2 separate regions of the Mus musculus genome follow, and region 2 is linked to region 1. The links are chromatin contacts, found by POLR2A ChIA-PET in ENCODE. All regions are on one chromosome and are shown on one strand. The core of a region is the stretch at or near the end of the contact, and the rest is flanking DNA. Distances in the headings are between cores, read along the strand shown.

Region 1 (3,372 bases), core at 293-2,792:
TTATTATTAATGAGTCATGCTTTGAGGTTATCATTTTCGGGGCCCCAGTAGGAACTAGAAAAGAGATTTCAGAACTCCCAAGCTTTCAGAAACTCAACAAGCATGGAACACTCAACAGGTCCTAGTCTTTATAGATATATTACTTTAGGAACATAAAAATATACCTCCAAATGTGGAATAAAAGTCTTTTCACTTTCAAAGGCAACCACTCTGGCACCAGCTTTAAGTAATGCCCCAGTCAGGATTCCAGGACCTGGTATATTAACAGAAAAACTTTATTTGCAAAATAAACAACATACTGTCTGATTCTGTCTCTCCATTTCTATCTGTCTGTCTGTCTGTCTGTCTGTCTCTCTCTCTCTCTCTCTCTCTGTGTGTGTGTGTGTGTGTCTTTCTCTTCCTCTATTTTTAAGACAGGATCTCACTGTGTAGCTCTGGCTGTCCTGGAATTCACTCTGTAGACCTCGATGGCCTCCAACTCACAGATCAGTCTGCCTCTTGCTGGGATTAAAGGTGTGTGCCATTGCATCCGGCCACAGTCACTTTCAAAGTCGACTTTACACAAGCTTCAACGACACAATGTTTCCAGATAACATTCTTTTTGCATATAGAAAACTATGATTAGGCAGTTACCTTGAACCCACAACATCTCAACAGGTAAGCTGTACAGCCTTCTGTCTGTCAGTGACAGCAACACTTACTGTCCTAACAAATGTCACTATTTCCTAGAAGAAAAACAAGTATATAAGATAGTATGTAAGATTGCGACTACCTCTTACTCACGGACTATTTGAATGTTTAGCCATAAAAATTACTGTCAAGTCTAAACGAAATGACTGTCAGTAAGAAGTGATGCTTAAGAAAGAAAAAAATACAATTCAGGGTCAATGAGAACGCTCAGAGGGCAATGGCGGTTGGCGTAAAGCCTGAACACTTCGTTTCAATCATTGAGATCACAAGTGTAGGGCGAGAACTGACTCTCGCTAAGTCGTCTTCTGACCTAAACACGCGCGCATACACAATAAACAAACACTAATTTAGGATATTGGGCACGTAAACGCTAAGGGCAAAGCTTCTGTTCAACTCACCTGGATTGCACTCTAGTATAATTTGACGGGATGGGTTTTGGTGCTCCAGCAGGTCCCGTACCAGGTTCCTGGCCGCTTTCTTACATGCTATGTGACGCGTAGGCTCCGATCGATTCCTGGATGTCCACGGGGACGACTCCTCCAAATCAGAATCAGGCAACGGCTCTATATTGAAGTCAGAGAAGCCGCGGCGGTTCCTCGTTTGCCAGTCCTTCCGCGTCGCCGCTCCGGACCCTAGAATGCAAGATGGGCCGCGGGCCAACGCTGACAGCGCGATCCGCGGGGGAAGCCGCATCGCCGGTCCCCTCATCCTCCTCTAAAGTCCACCTCAAACACCAGTTAAGGTAGCCTCTGCGAAGAACGCAGAGCACCCCATCACACGTGCACACATTTCACCACCACACTAGGCCGGGCGGAAGTAAACATTACGAATGGCGCATGCGAACGACCTAGCCTCAGTCCTTTGCTCACTCGCTTCCGCTTCCGCCTAGGCTCCGCCCCCAGGCTCCTGTGCGTGGACTCTCCGGGTGTGTCCGTGCTGGAACTCTATGGTCGCCCGCCCTCCGCACTTCCTCTCTAGCCGCGGTCTCGCACTCTATGCTCCTCGGTCCGGCCGCCAGCCGGGAGGGTTGCGCAGAGGGAGGCGGGGCGGGAAGGCTAGAGGTGTCCGATCCTCCAGTGCCGCGGGAGACCCGAGCCGGCGGTGTGACAGCTCGTCGGCCGCCATGTCAGCGCGCGGGGCTGGAAACAGACCCGGCGCCCGGCGGTAGCCCTTGCATTGCCTCGGATGCCCAGGTAAGACCAGCAGCCCGGCTGCAGGGGATCAGCCGGCTGGCGGCGACCGCCGAGCTGTGGGGAGTCGCTGGCTCCTCCCCGGGCGCTGTCCTCCCCGGAGTTGCAGCGGGTCCCTCTCGCATCCGCCCCCTCTCGGATCTCCTGTTTTCCCCGCTTTTCTGCGGGTACGCGGTTGTCGCGCGTCGCGCCAATTTCTCCGCGCGCGCTCCCCTCCCCGGGGACCCGGCAGCTTCTACTCCGCGTCGGTGTCTCTGTTCGGTGGCCCGTCGCCTGTGCCAGCTTCCCTGCGGGTAGCTTTTATTTGCCCCCATATACCTTCTTTCCCCTCCACAGCTACCTCTTTGGTTGTCAGGAACCGCCGAGTGCCTCCCTTCTTTCCCTCCCTGTGGGCCAAGATTTACCTTTTCTTTTTAATATGCATGTTTGCAAGACTGAAATTTCAGGCTGAAAAATTTTAATATTTGAAAGCTTAAAATTCCTTCCCATGTTTAAAAGGATTAAAGCCTTAGGAAGCTTCCTTATTCTCTGTGTAAACTTAGTTAAGCACATTGTACCGTAGAATGCAATTTAAAAGGCCGATTGCAAAGACTAAAAATAGGATACTCTAATGGGAATTTTGGCAGTGTTAGAAGATCCTTTTCTTTGAGAGTGATTTCGGTGTTTGGGGATCGTACTCAAAGCTTTGCCCATTATCCCTTCCATCAAGGCTGGAAGCTGCGGCCAATCAACTTCTTAGTTTAAAATATGTACAATCCTTTCTGCTTACTCTGCTGGCAGCATAATTGAGCTTGGCATATAAATGCACAAGGAAAGAGTTTCTCAGGAATGTGTCACCTGCCAAGTAGCCTCAAGATTGCCCTTAGCTAATGAAACTCTAGGGCGGAAAGAATTGACACCTGAAGATGGCCTTTTTTGCATGGTAAGTTAGTACACTGCAGAAGCTATTAACTGTTGTTCACTGATCTTGATTTTGTTAAGTTTTTGTTTTGTTTTTTAACATCCTTTCTTTATTGAAATTATTCTTCCCAGGCATGGTGGTAAAAGTCTGTGCTCCTGGCATTCAGGAGGCTGATTACCCACCAGTTGGAGGCCAGCCTGGGATGCATAGAGTTCAGGGCTAGTTTAGGATATAGTGAAACCATGTCTCAGGAAAAGAAAAAAAGCAAAGGTGACCCCCCCCCATTGGCATTTTGATAAACTCAGAAGGATTCTAGACTTGCACCCCTCCCCAGAGCTATATTTTAACAATTGAATATGGCAGAATGATTTTTATAATTTTTATTAATTAAATAATTAATTAACTTTACCTCACGATCCTTGCCTCCCCTGCCTCCTCTCCTCCCAGTCCCTCCCTCAGAATGATTTTTAAAAAATATCAGAGCAATAACAAAATTTACTTACCCAGTATATTCTTGAGTTTTTCATTTTTAAAATAAGCCTCTTAAGGCAAGGGGATTGTAGCTCAGTGGTAGACCACTTCGCACGTATA
Region 2 (3,502 bases), core at 772-3,271, 120 kb after region 1:
TGGGATTATAACCATGTGTCACAAAACAGTCTGGCCTCAGCCTTGGTGTGTGAAGTATCTCTTTTGCGGGTTGGAGTCTTTGTGTTAGGTCTGGACCCTGAGGTTCTGGGAAACTGCAGTTTAGAGGTAGTGGAAGCTTTGGTGGGGGCTAATATGAAGTCCTTAAATCACTGGGGAGATGCCTACAGGGGAGAATGTAGGAGCCATCAGCCCCTTCTACTTTTGTTTCATGGCCATGAAAAGAGTAGTTTGTGGGGGCTGGAGAGATGGCTCAGTGGTTAAGGGCTACTGGTTGTTCTTCCAAAGGACCCAGGTTCAATTCCCAGCACCCACATGGCAGCTCACAACTGTCTGTAACTCCAGCACCTGATCCTCTCACACCAATGCACATAAGAGTAATTTTCTCTGCCTTGAAGTCCAGTCACCGGCATCCAGAAAGACTACCAGAGGCCCAGAGACCCAAAGCAACAGGCACATCTGACTAAAGACTGAAAATACACAAACTGCAAACCTAAGCAAACTTCTTCTTCTTTGCAAGTTAATTTATCAGATATTTTCTTTTTGTTTGGTTTTGTGTGTGTGTGTTTTGCCTGTGTGTACTTCTGTGCATCATGTAAGTACCCGGTACCAGAGGAAGCCAGAAGAGAGTACCAGATCCCCTGGAACTGGAGTTACAGAAGGCTGTAAGTTGCCTTGTGGGTGCTAGGAATCGAACCTGAGTTCTCTGGAAGAGCATCTAGTGTGCTTAACTGTGGAGCCATCTCTTCATTCCCCAAGAATTTCTTGATCGTGAGAGAAAACCAACTAGAGCATTAAAAACAAAACAAAACAAAACAACAACAACAAAAAACAGCAGGGGAAGCTGGTCCAGTGCTCAGGAGGCAGAGGCTGGTGGATCTGAGCTGGAGGCTGGCCTAGTCTACCAAGAGAGTCCCAGGACAGCCACCAGAGTTAACAAAGAGAAACACTGTCTCAAAAAAACAAAAGAAAAGGAGTGGGGTGGGAAGTGGGGTGGAAGGCTTGTAATTCAAAGACTCAGGAGACTGACACTGGAGGACCCAGATTCTGAGGCCACAGAGAAGCTGTCTGGAAACAAAAGCAACAACAAAACTTTAAGCAAGCTTAAGACAAAGGAAAACAAACAAACAAACAACGCTCAACAATAATCAGCAATTTGGGCAGCCCTGAAAACCAGAGCTGGGTCTAAGAAATCCAGAACGGAATTCAAGTCAAGTGATATTTACAGAAAAAAAAAAAAAAAATCACTAAGGCAAATGAGAGGCTTCATGGGATAGTGGTCATCTAAATACCCTGGCCTAGCTGCTGTACCCACCCCCATGGACATTCTGCTTTCTACAATAAGTCTCAACGAACACGATTAGGTTTGGTCTGTAGCAGCTCCGAGAATAGCTCAGTAGGCACAAGTGCTTACTGCTGATCCTGACATTTGATCCCTAGACTAGTTGTCCCCTGGCTCCTGTGGCACGGGCGTGTGCACAGACAAGACATACAGACGCATAAACAAACTTAAAAATAATTTAAAAAATTTTTTTAAAGGAAGCCTAGCCCAAAGCAATGGTCTCTGACACCATCAGAAAGGCTGGATGACAGACAGTCAGTCCAATGCTCTCAGCTCGGGTCACCAGCGTTCCTTATTGCTAATAAGCTTCTCCTCCGCCACCGACTTCCAAGCTCCAGTTCTCGGCGTGGGCGACCCCCCGGCCGTCTCTTTTCGCAATCCCCCCAGAGAAGCGGGAAGAACCGGCCCGCCCTGGTTCTGCTTCAGGGGAACCAAGAGGACGCGATGATTCGGGTGGCCAGATTGATGCGGGTAGCCGGGCGGCGGGCAGCAATGGGCCGTCGGCCGCTCCTGTCAGCCACCGAAGCGGACGTGCAGCCCGAGCCGGATGTGGCGGCGCGGCACCGGCCGGTGGCCCGGGATGCGGCGCAGCAGCTTGGTCGCGAGGAGGCGTGGGCGTGGCTGTGGGCGTGGCCCGCGCGTGGGCCGAAGGGAGCCGGGCGCTGTAGCCGCGCCGACGGCGGCCAGGACAGCGGCGGTTGCTGCGCCCGGTACTGGGGTCCCGGCCTGAGGCGCAGGCGCGGTGGACTCAGCCCGCCCCGGGCTGCAGCTCGCTGTGGACTCGTCATGGCGACGGAGCAGAGGCCTTTCCACCTGGTGGTGTTCGGCGCCTCTGGCTTCACCGGCCAGTTCGTGACGGAGGAGGTGGCCCGGGAGCAGATAGCCTCGGAGCAGAGCTCCCGCCTGCCCTGGGCCGTGGCGGGTCGCTCCAAGGAGAAGCTGCAGCAAGTGCTGGAGAAGGCTGCCCAGAAACTGGGTAACACGGCGGGGTCGCCGGGGTGGGCAGGGCCGGGCCGGGCTGGGCGCAGGTCGCCGAGGGGCGTCTCCCTAGCGTGCGCCTGCATCGAGCCCTGCGGGAGGACCGGACGCCTCGCCTGGCCGAGCCGGGCCGGGCCTTGTTCCGCTCCTAAATTAAAGGAAAAAAAGAAGAAAAGGCTTTTCTCTCCCTCCCAATTTGGGGATCTCCACTGTCGAGAGAGAGTTCAGAACTTCAGTGGCTCCTCTGTCCATCTCTGTTGTTCTGATGGGTTTGAAGGGTTCTTGTACTTGTGGGAAAGGGAAATAAGACACGGATTTCTTGGAGGTCCATTGTAGTTTGTCTCTTGGGGACAATTAAGAAAGCTGAGTTGTACTAGCAATATTATAGTGCACCTATTTTTGTGGCTTGGTGATACGGATTTAGCTCAGCACTTCTGAACGTGGTAAGCATATACACCGTGCTTCTGAGTTACCCCGCTAGCTGCTTGCTTTTTTGTGTGTGTGTGTTTTTCTGGTTTTCAGTTTGTGTTTTTGCTTGTCGAAATCCGCCTGCAGTTCTCACTTTAATTGCTTGAGGCAGTGTGGGCTGACCTGGACATACTGATGCCCTTGCCTCTTCGCACCCCCACCCTCCACTCCAGTCGTCTTATTCTTAATAAAAATGTGGGAATTTTTTTTTTCTTTTTAAGTTTTGGATGTTTACTTATTCTTTCAGCTTCTAGTCAACATGTTGATTGAGTAGTATTTTCCATGCTAGGCCTTGTCCTAAGTGTTGTGATGCACACATGGGAGTGAGGAGGGACACGTGGGTGCTCTTGCGTGTACACACACACACACACACACACACCCAACCTTTTTGCTTTGGGGAAGCACCCGACTTAGAACCCCATAGCCTTGGAGTTTGGCAACTAAATCTCCACCCAGGACAAGTCATACTTGTTCTTCATTCTTTCTATTCAGTTTTATGGTTCCACACTGAGCCTTGTCAGGGCAAGGGAACACAGCCTTTTGTTTTGTGCTGCCATTGCTAACACACAGAACCTTGACAGAGAAGTTTTGGACATTTATTGTTTTCTGGAAAACAGGCCATTATTAAAATACATTGTTCCTTTTATTTTCCCTCAGTGAGAGTATAGCAGTGGTTCTCAGAGACCTGTGGATTGC

Evidence for each region. ChIA-PET counts read pairs that join two places held with the same protein, here RNA polymerase II (POLR2A).
Region 2: POLR2A ChIA-PET joins it to region 1 with 14 read pairs in Patski. The contact joins the promoter of Sccpdh here to the promoter of Tfb2m in region 1. POLR2A ChIA-PET finds 5 or more read pairs at or near these places in 2 of 5 experiments (Patski and embryonic stem cell).

The regions. Positions count from the first base shown.
Region 1 is chr1:179,544,734-179,548,105 of GRCm38, forward strand. Tfb2m (transcription factor B2, mitochondrial) reads right to left here and starts at 1,543. Exons shown (of 8, transcript NM_008249.5): 1 at 1,089-1,543; 2 at 165-253. The coding sequence starts at 1,398. It overlaps Cnst (consortin, connexin sorting protein), which reads left to right and starts at 1,796. Exons shown (of 11, transcript NM_146105.3): 1 at 1,796-1,883.
Region 2 is chr1:179,666,210-179,669,711 of GRCm38, forward strand. Sccpdh (saccharopine dehydrogenase (putative)) reads left to right here and starts at 2,022. Exons shown (of 12, transcript NM_178653.3): 1 at 2,022-2,336. The coding sequence starts at 2,147.